Linked DNA regions of Homo sapiens: region 1 is linked to region 2. Evidence: chromatin loops called from intact Hi-C (ENCODE). Cell type or tissue: heart right ventricle. All regions are shown on one strand. Links, peaks and the distances in the headings refer to the core of each region. The heading gives the core; the rest is flanking DNA.

What was found. A loop is a pair of places that touch in the nucleus more often than their neighbours do. Peaks named below come from ENCODE experiments on the same cell type or tissue, not always from the same donor. Only the 100,000 strongest peaks of a DNase experiment are listed, where the experiment ranks them.
Region 1: it touches region 2 in a loop (2.5-fold over the local background); 8 of 110 quality-filtered maps call a loop at or near these places.

The regions. Positions count from the first base shown.
Region 1 is chr1:59,315,812-59,321,466 of GRCh38, forward strand. All of the region lies in intron 1 of FGGY (FGGY carbohydrate kinase domain containing), which reads left to right. Among named protein-coding and RNA genes, the nearest start is that of FGGY, 22 kb to the left of the region's middle. In heart right ventricle, for the core only: no CTCF peak of the experiment used is centred there; a DNase peak (open chromatin) is centred at 2,859; H3K4me3 peaks cover 738 bases; H3K27ac peaks cover 1,372 bases.
Region 2 is chr1:59,696,690-59,701,689 of GRCh38, forward strand. All of the region lies in intron 14 of FGGY (FGGY carbohydrate kinase domain containing), which reads left to right. Among named protein-coding and RNA genes, the nearest start is that of MIR4711, 34 kb to the right of the region's middle. In heart right ventricle, for the core only: CTCF peaks have their summits at 2,748 (motif pointing left) and 2,958; no DNase peak of the experiment used is centred there; H3K27ac peaks cover 936 bases.

The DNA of each region.
Region 1 (5,655 bases), core at 326-5,325, 380 kb before region 2:
TTTCTTTTGAGCCAGTCTTGGCAACCTTAAAACTTTTAGAACTGTCTCCCCTTGGAGGGAAAGGCGAAAAAGAACTGAAGAGGAGGCCTTAAGAAATTTTCATGTTTAGAGGTAAAGTTTTGGTTAGCAAGCTGGTCTTTTCTTCCTATTTATTGTTGGTAGAGCCCATAGAGAAACAACTATTATTGCCAAATCAGCTCTTTCCTTCTCATTTCAAATTTTTCCACCATCTTAGAGCATGTAAAAATTGTTGAAAGTGGTATTCAGTCATTTCTATTAAGACTGAGGTGGGCAAGCTTAACTCATTGTTCATCTTTTTTCTTCCCAATCTTAGCAAATCCCTGATTGCAGTATAACTAACTAAATAAATTGCACAGGACTTGTGTACATCAACTCCCAGCAAAGTCCAAAGATCAAAGTTGAAAGAGGATACTGAATTCCTTCCCAGATTTCTGGGACACTGCTTCTGTGCACTGTCACCAAATAAATCCTGGAGGAGTGGCGCCTTAAGAAATAGGGTAAGCTCATCCGCTTCTGGGAGATTGTCATCATAGGCAGCAATCTTAATGCTCTGAGATGCTTCAGAGGGAAAGAAGGGGAAAAGTATAAAAGAACAATCCCCACATTATCGGTTTTTAGCTCAGTATTTGTAGCTTGTACCCCCTTCTTAGGATTGCTAAAACCCGTTTGCAAAGGACAGCCCTCTATTTCCAGGTCCCCTTTTCCTTTTTTCACACTGCATTTGAGCAGTTTGCACATTTGTTGAAGAATCAGCCACAAAGTCTGTGGTTTCCTGTGGCACATTTCTAACAATATTTATACAGGCTATTATTTAATGAACTGTATAAATATTTATACAGAACAGTCTTTTGATCATAAATAGGGGCTAAAAGTCAGTCCAGTCCATGCTGAGGACTTGGACAGGAGGCTGTTTCTGTGCTTTGAAATGTCTTGTAGACTGAGAAGTTAGGTATGTCCCAGGACTTGTACGCAGCACAGCTTGAATTTCTGTTATTTTTCTTTCTCTTGGCCGTCCACAGTCCGTGCCCTCATTTCTTTCCGCCTGACCACCCTCCCCATATCCCTAACAGCTGTTTTCTTTTTAGAGTATTTATCTTTGCCTAAGAAGAATGAAATGAAACCCCAGTTCCGACTCTCACCATTCATAATGCGGTCTTTGGAGTCACACTGACTTAGCCTCAAACCCCAGCCCCTGTGCTTCTGTACCATGCAACTTTAAACAGCTTCCTGTCTGAGAACCTCACTTTCCTTAGCTGGGAAATGGGGCTCATACTGCCTACCTCACAGGGTTGCTATAAGGATTAAATGAAATCATGGAGTCACATGGTGATCTGCAGCTCAGAGCTCAATAGATATTTCTTGCTGCATTTGTTGTTCTTATTGAAGAAGTAATCAAAGGGTTTGGCTTTCAGTTTTAGCTGGATGTTGTGGAAGGAGCCCTAAACTTGCCGCAAGAGACTGTGGTTCAAATCCTGATGCCATTTGCTGTTTGTGGCACTTTGGGCAAATTACTCCACCCTTCTGAGGTATAATAAAGTGGTGATAGGTTTACCAAACTGATTGGGTTTCTGTGAATGAGATTAACATTGTGTGGGAATAAGTGACACGATGATGATCCTTATCCTTGTTTACTTTACAAACTAGAAAAAGGAATAATGCTTTCCACTTTACAGTTACTTTACTTTTTGAGGCCAAGGGGTACTGGTTGCATAAGATTAGGAGTCTAGGACGCAGCAGATCATATTCATGACCCAGGAACAAAGGGCATAGAGGGGGAAGAGCAGGGGACCTATGATGCAGAAAGTCCTTTGCTGGAGCTCACAGGTCGAATTTCAGGGAAGCTGCCCAAGGGCTTGAACATCCCTGCTTTCAGGTTCCAGGTATGGAAATAATCACAGAGATCAGTTAAAACTATAATAATGGGAAAAGTGGTGAACCTGAAATATGCAAGTAGGATCTATTTCATAGAAAAACATGAACTGGGTGATGTGTGTGAATGACGCTGGGATGGTTTGACTCTTTGCTGCATGGTGCCCTGGTAATAAGTTATAGAAATCCATATTTTGCTAGAAGCAGGCCACCTGGTGTTGTGGAAGGGTCAGTCTCTGAAGATGAACAGCCTGGGTTCTGAGTCAGCCAACCTTAGGCACAGCAGGCAGAGGCCCCCAGCAGAGTCCTTGACAAATGGGCATTTAGTAAATAGAGGAATAGCAGGAGGCAGTGGAGCATCCTGAGAAAGGTTAGGGCTGATGGAACCGGAGGGAATGGATTACTGTCAATTGTATTACTGCCTAGTAATATGGCATACTGGAGCAAGTTACTTTACCTATCTAGGACTTATTTTCCTCATCAGTAAAATGGGAGTGATCATAGTTATTGTCTTCAAGAATTGTGGTCAGGCATTGTAATCAAGCTGCTTAGCAGAATATCAGATATGTGGTAAACATGGTACCTTTTTTTATTTCCCCAGTGATGAATTTTAAAGACATCCATTCACTGAGTTACAAGGACTTACTGAGCTCCTGCTGTATGCCAGGCACTGGGCTTACAGCTGTGACACAGGCGGCAGCTGGAATTAACTGTAATCATACCGCTCCATTCTCCATGTGAAGGGTGGGCTCCTGCCAGAAACCAGAACTGGAGCAAGCCCAGGGCTAACTGTAGAGTGGAAATCTGCCTCTTTGGGTTTTACTGGAAAGGAATCAGAATGTGGGTAGGGTGGTAAGATGATGTATTTTATCATATTACTCTCTTCATCAGAGAGGGAGTCAAAAGTGAGGAACCCAAGCCTGAGCACGTGGGCCAGCCCCATGGGGAATCTGTCTTGTCATCGGGGCTGGCTGGAGTAGAGACAAGTCTGGATGCTGGCTGGCCAGGTCTGTGTAAGCCAGGGTATTGAATAGATTTTTCATTTCCTATTTATTTCTTTGTTTCTTCCTAAGCGTTTATAGTAGTCTTGCAAAAGTCTTGCCAAGGGCAAAGAGTTGTTAGCATGCTAGGATCAGTGTTAAGGAGCAGCACCCCGGGGGCCTTTGCAGTAGAGACAGTGGGAAGCCCAGAGAGGGGATTCCAAGTAAAGTAAGCAGCTGTGAGAGGTTGGTAGAGGGAAGGTAGAGTGGCTAGCTTCAATCTTCTTCCTGTTTGCAGCTAATAAAATTGAGGAAACTCAGCGAAGGCATTGCCCCTATTTTGTCAATCAGTGTATCCTCAGCAGGCTTCCTGGTGTTACTGTCTTCTGCATTTCTTCTGAGTCTCAGATGTCACTGATTGCAAGATGCACCATTATTTATTATTACCATGAAGTAAGAAAGGAAATGATACCAATTAATTGTAACATACCATTGATTGTAAGGTTCTCACTGGTTTTAGAGAAGCTAAATATGGAAAAATGAGTGCCGTAGAATGAATAAAATGTGGTTGTAAAATGAATAAAACAGGCATGGACCTGTTCATCCTTGTTTCTGTTAATTCATTGATTCAGTTGTTCATTCAGTAAACATTTACTGAAAACCTATTATGTGCCAGACACTGTGCAAGGAGCTTGGGATACAGAAATCAATAAGTTCATTTTTTTCAGATTCAGTTAGGAAGACAGACATGGAAAGAAAAATAAAATTGTGATTCCAGAGTGGTAAGTTTTAAAAGAAAGCAGGGAGAAGATACCATGTTGGCATCCTTTGTATGTATGCAAGGGGAGAAAGGGAAGGAAGCCTTTTCCAAGGAGAATTGATGGCTGACCTGGGTCTTAAAATATAATTCAGTGGTCACCAGGCAGACAAGGAAAGGAGAGAATTAGGAAGGGATGAGCAAAGGATTGGGGCAGCCTTTAGCAGCTGGGGGCAATTGAGAGCTTATGAGGAGTTTGAGGATGTCTGTAGCCTGGAGTGAGAATGAGCAGGACTGTATTAGGCGGGGCTGGATGGCAGGCAGAGGGAGCCTGTGGAGGGTGTGAGATCCCGTGCTGAGGCCCTGGGGTATATCACAGCTCAAAGCTGGTGGTTTTCAGTTGTCCTGAGAGAGGGCCTAGCAGAGGGACTGCTGGGGGGAAGGGCTGGAGGGTGGGGCAAGGGCGATCTTTGCTTCAGAGCAGCTCTGTTTTTATCTGTTTTGTTTTCTTCAAATAATGGCTTGAAGAAAAGGTATCACTGTTGAATGAATGAAGGAATGAATGATTTGAAAACTGGTGCTAATGGTCATATGGAGGTCCCCAAGGGGAATGTAAGCAAGGGAGAGAAGTTGAGGTTACACACCAGTGGAGGTCTGATGAAGCTCCTATGAACGGAGCAAATGTTACTTCTGCAGCTTCTCCATTTTATTTTTCACCTGCTCATGAGCCACAGAGCCAAAAGGGGGACAATTCTGTTGGGAAATCATTGTGATTAAGACAGAAGCAATTACTTTTAATGAAGTTTTTATTGTTTTATTTGTTTTTTACTGGAGTAAATATCTAGGAAGCAGTAACTGAACATCTGCTGGTTGATTTTCTTTCAGAATCTCCATGTTTGACTTGGCTAGGGAAACATTTTCTTTCTGAAGTTGAAGGATGCAGAAGGTTGCCCAGGTTGAAATTAGACTCTGGGTGGTAAAACTGCCTTGAGCTCACCTGGAGAGTTGTAGGGCATCCACCTGCTCAGTTGTGTTGGGGGCTTGTTCTTATTCTTTCAAAGCCAATCTGGAAAATAAAAGCCTCTATGAGATTCCATGTCATGTGGGCTAATCTGACCAAAGGGACTTAGAGCAGCCATGAAGGCCAAGGAATTCCTGAATGTTCTCTGGTCAGATTTCCTTGTAACTCACAAGGGGTCTGTAAGGAAAACAGATTGTCTAACTAATTGCTGATCTTGTCTCCTCGGGGTTCCTTCCCAATTCCCAGTCACTTCATGACAAAGCTGCAATATATTTGCCTCTTCTCCAAACCTATACAGAAAGCTTTTAAGAAACAAAGGAAAGAGCATGAAACTTGGGATTGCACAAATATGGGACTTTAGGTCCAGGCTGCCCCTGAATGAAGCTGATTAAATTCCTTAACTTCTCATAGACTTGCTTCTTAATCAGTGTAGTGTGTATCATTATAATAATGTACATTTACTGTTTGAATTTATGAGTAGACCTAGCTAGCATTAAGCAAAAAGTTACTTATCTCTTGGAATCTCACCTTGACCACCTGTAAAACAGAGATGTAAATAGCCTCACCTTCTAGAGTCATAGTGAGGAGTAAAGGGGACATAAGCACTTTTCACAGTGCTTGCGTGTAAGAGGTACTTAGTAGGTAATTGTTGAATGAATGACTGACTAGGAGGACAAGGTTCCTTTTCAGTACCTTGGCTTCTGTTCTTGTTGATTGAAATTCACTGAGAAGAAACTCATCTCCATTGCCTCCAGATTCTAAGTTCTCCTACCACCCTGTACTTGCCCTTACAGCACTCATCACAACTTTGCCTAAATAATTATGTATTTAAATCCTGACTCTCTCTCAAGAGTGGAAATGCCATGTCTGAGGCCATATCTGTGCTGTTCACCCACCATGTAGCTCAATGTTTATTAGTATACTGTTATCACTAAAAATGTTTGTTGGATGAATAAATAACAAATGGCTACCGGTTAGGTAGCGGTACCTCTTTTATTTCTACTTTT
Region 2 (5,000 bases), core at 1-5,000:
GAAAAGTGCAGCAAGTGCAGGTATTTCTGAAATGACGAGTGGCTCGCAAAAAGGATCTGATGAGTGTTAATAGTAAGCAATGTGTACCTAAGAGTGTAGACACTATTAGCATTTGGAAAAATAGGAATCTGAACTGAGAACTGGAAGGGCCCTTAGAGATCATCCCACACAAACCCTCTTTTTACAGATGAGGAAGTTGAGACCCAGAAACGGGAAGTGCTTTGTGCATGGCCAGAGAGCTCGTTGCTGATCAAACCAGGACAAGCATCCATATGAAACACGCAAATGTAAAATTACATGAAAAAAAAAAACCCTTTACCTCCAGATGTACTGCTTTCCAGAAAAGTGGCGAGGAAATACCACAAAAATACCTTTACTTCAAAAAATTTGAAAATGTTGAAGGTCATGCTTCATATTGTGCCAGGCAAGAGAACATTGTACATAATTGTAAATCACCATTGGAGGAGGTGGTCCTGGTTGTATTCTTTTGTTTGTTTGTAATACACATAACATAAAATTTATCATCTTAACCATTTTTAAGTGTACGGTTTGGTGGTATTAAGTTCATTCACATTATTGTGCAACCATCACCACCATCCATCTCCGGAACTCTTTTCATCTTGCAAAACTGAAACTTTACCCGTTAAACAATAACTCTGCATTGCCCCCTCCCCCAACCCCTAGCAACCACCATTCTACTTTCTGTCTCTGTGAATTTAACTACTCTTTAGATACCTCATATAAGTGGAATCATACAGCATTTGTCTTTTGTTGACTGGCTAATTGCATTTAGCATAATGTTCTCAAGGTTTATCCATGCTGTAGCACGTATCAGAATTTCCTTCCTTCTTGGTTGTATTCTTAATGCAACATAGCTTGTTCTCTGTGATCTGCTGATTATAACCATCGTCGCTGTGAAGACTTTGGCGTGCTTAACATTTTTGTGACTTCTTTCCAGTGGGGGAAATAGATAGCTCAGTTGTGGACGATAGCAGCAATGGGAAGCAGTATTTGAGAAGAAATCAGACTCTCTTCTTCCAGTCTTTTGCAAGTAGGTGACACAAGAGGTAAACAGAATTGCATGCTGTGCCCCTCCACATCACCCCCTATTTTCTTTGTTTCTTCTGCCCAAGGCTTCAGTCAATCAGAGAAGCAATGAGAGTTGAAGATTTTAAAAGTGGGTTTTCAAATAAGACAAGCTTGGGTTCCAGTCCTACCTCTGAAACTTACTAAATATGTGATCTTGGGTAACGTGATTGAACTCTCTGAGCCTCAGTTCTGTAATCTGTACATAGAGATAATAATACTTTTATCAAAAAAGCATGTCTTTTTTTTCCTTCTGATTGATGAGATGCTTTCTGTATTTTTTCTGGATTTAAACATAGTTTCCAAAGTTAAAATATTAATAGTACTTTTCCCTGTCCCATTGGGTTGTTTAGAAATGTAATGTGATATATGACATTTTGGCCTCTCTGAGATGTCTTGTTCCAGCCCAAAGATTATTAGGGAACCTCATGTCATTTGAAAGGGGAGAAAGATAATTTATTGATAAGGTTCTGCATGTCATATGTATCATTTTTTTCTCATCAAAAACACTGAGTAGAACTCTATTATGATACTTGGTCCTTTACTTCATACTTTTCTATCTTCCCAGCTAGTCAGAACCATGCCCACCCCGCAGTTCCCACCCCTTGGTCAGTACCTAGCATTATGCCCAGAAAAACTACAGATGCTTCTTCACACTCCCCTCCAACCCCCACACCCCCATTACCAAAGTGTTTCTATAATGCTCTGGGAATCAGCATCTCAATTCCCCCATGGCCTCATGGTTAAACATACCATTCATTCGACCTCTCAACTGTGACAAAGAAGGAAGCCTGGGTGTAGAAACTGATTTCAGCTCCCCTCTGAAGTTGGGCGTCTCTCTTTGCTGACCACTTGGGAATTTTTTTTTCTTGCTTCTGACCCACCTCTCCCCTTTCTTTTGATAAACAGGACAGCTGTCCCCAAAGGGATGAATCCATTACCTTTCACCAGAGTTGAGTTCGTTTTCCATTTCATCTTTCTGCTTAAAGAGAAAGCCCTTTAAAAGCGCAGCGCATACATTGAGTGCGTGTACTTAATTTTTAATATGTGTGTGCCCACAGCCAAGAGAACAGAGAACCTTAAATAATAATGAAACTGAATTGTACATGTCGTATGTTTTATGTGGCACTGATTCCTAAATATGCTCCTAGCAGCCAGGTATTATTTAATACATCCCCATTAATCAAGCTGCCAAATCTAAATGAAAACCATGTTTAAATATGTTTAATAAGATTATAGCTTTTGGTTGAATATCAAACTAACATAGCTACATTTTTCCTTCCAGCCAGCTCTCATTTACTGTCTTACATTTTTACTCTGAAAGCTTTTGTACTATCAAACCAATCTTGATTATAAAACAAATTATACCACAAACTTTTAGTATCGTGAGCTTCAGCTGAGTCCCTCAGTGTAAATGTTAGGAGAAAGAACAGTTCTGAGATTTTTTTTCTGGCTAAAAAATGATATTTTTCTTCTTCTTGGGGTGAGCCTTTGAGTTTAAAAGGAAATTAAAAATTCAATTAGAGATACTAAATTGTTTGTAGCTTCTGTATTAAATGATGTCTGCCTTTTGCATAGTTATTGAAAGTGTTTCATATTAAATGTACTTTTTCTTTTTGACGGTTCAGGCTTCTGTTAGTTTTGCAATAGTGACACCTAGGGGCTGTAGAGAACATTGCATGGGCTGCTAAAATCTCAAAAACAACCCCTCTGCTCTTTTGCCATGGATAGAAAAAGTATTTGTGGGTCATTGGGGCTGATGGAGAAAGAAGGCAAATGGTACCCTGGGCGAGGTAGGTTTCCAGTTCTATTTACCAGGCTTCCAATATGCAAACAAAAAAAGGAGGTAAATAAAAAGAGGTTTTTATAAAAATAAAGAACTAGCTGAACTTGGAGTAACATACAGTATTCTAGCAGATTTTTAAAGTTATTGATAAAACAACATCATATTTATTAACATGTTTAATTCTCGTTCTTATTTGCAACAGTTTGCCTGCTGTTCTTGCCTTTGTAACAGGCATGTCCCGCGTTGATTGCAGAGAAGTGATGACTGTATGTGGTGCTTTGACTTGTTCTGTGCGAATGTCTCGCTTCTCACATCTCTAATTCTTCTATTTGCCTTGTTCAATATTCTATATCCATATTCACCCTTATAAAGTTGTCATTGAGACTTTTAGCCTATTTGTTCTCTCCACTGATATCATTATTTCTTCTAGCTTCTCAGAGCCCTTACATTTTCTCCATGTTTATATGGCTTGAAGCTTTTAAATTCTTGATCAAAGCAATCATAAATGTGTCTGTTACAAACACATTAAAATTCTTCGATTATATAAAAACTGACAAACAAGTCTTATAAAACTGTTTTTGTACTACATTAAGTTCAAAATAGGTGGCACATGTTTAACTTTGTACACTGTAGGAATTCTAAGAATCATTTCAAAAAGAAAAAGCAAATACAGTGCACAGCAATGCATATAATTCTTATAGATGAGTATTATCTATCTGTCATATCTCTCTGTAAATAATGATGGTGACAATGATGATAGGCAAAGTTTATTGATGTTTTTTATATGCCAAGCACTGTTCTAACCACTTTGCATGAATTAACTCAGTCACCATGGGACAGGAACTGTTATTATCCCAATTTTTACCCACATTCACAGAATGCTTCTGTGTTCCAACAAGGAAACTTCAACAAAGTAGTGCATGAGCTTATCACAGGTCGTGTGCAATAAGAGTTTATGTTATTAGTTTTTCCTTGAACTGCTTGGGAGTCAGTGTCACTTTTCTTAGCCCCATTAGCCTGCCCTCCCTTTGGAGTGTGCACGTCTCCTTTACTGTCTGATACCTGTCTGCTTTCCTCACTGAGTGCCTCTAGCTTTGTCTAGCAACACCTGCCCTCATAGAACTTACATTCAGTTGGGAAGATCCTAAGAAACAGCAATCACAACAAGTAATATTGATTTCAGGTAACAAGAAATGTTACAAAAGAAAGCAAAGTGATATCAGGGAGCAAAAATGGAATGACAGACTGGGTGTGAAGGGCTGGCTTTGTGAGCAGGAGAGAGGCCCTCCTGAGGAAGGGATGTTCGTGGTGAGTCCCAAATGACAGAAAGGACAGCAAGTGCAAAGGCCCTGGAGTGGGAATGAATTGAACATGTGTGAAGGAAAGCAAAAAAAGCAGGGAGGCTGGAATGTGTTGAGTAAGGAGAATACTGTGGGGCTCCTCTCTCTTTCCTTTCTCTGCTGCCAACACTTGTGTTTTCTGTCTCAGACTCTAGTTTCACTGAATTCAAAGAAATGGTTTGGAATTGCAAAATCCTGAGATGTCATCCACTGGGAGTGCTGGGGATAGGGGGACACGTGCAAGAGAATTGGCCTAAGAAAGGTTATACCCTGAGTATCTTCCATATATACCCATAGCCCCACACATTTTTATCTTGCAAAGTCAGTTAAGATGAACATAAGGCAGAAGTGGAATCCCAGCACAGTTCATCCTCAGTGCTCCACAGCACGGAACAGACCTTGGATATCGTACTTCACACAAGTTTGGTGACTCTTTTTTTATGTCTGCCTCTCCACTAGACTGGAAATTGACTGAGGACAGAGCTTATGTCATAATCATTCTTCAGTCATTTTTCTTTCTTGCATTCATTTTATCAGTAAATGCTTCTTGAGTGCCATCTGTGTGCCAACCACTCGTACTAGGCCCATCTATCTCTGCTTGGATAAAATTCCAAGCAAGAAAGATACAGTCCCTGCTCTCAAGTTTCCAACAGTATTGCAGAAGAGGCATACCATAAAATAGCATCATACAGTGTGCTATGCCTCAGCTTTGGGGAGGCAGAGAAAATGTTCCAAAGGAAGTGACAGTTGAGTCCAGTCAGGACTTGGAAGTATAAATAAAGGCGAGT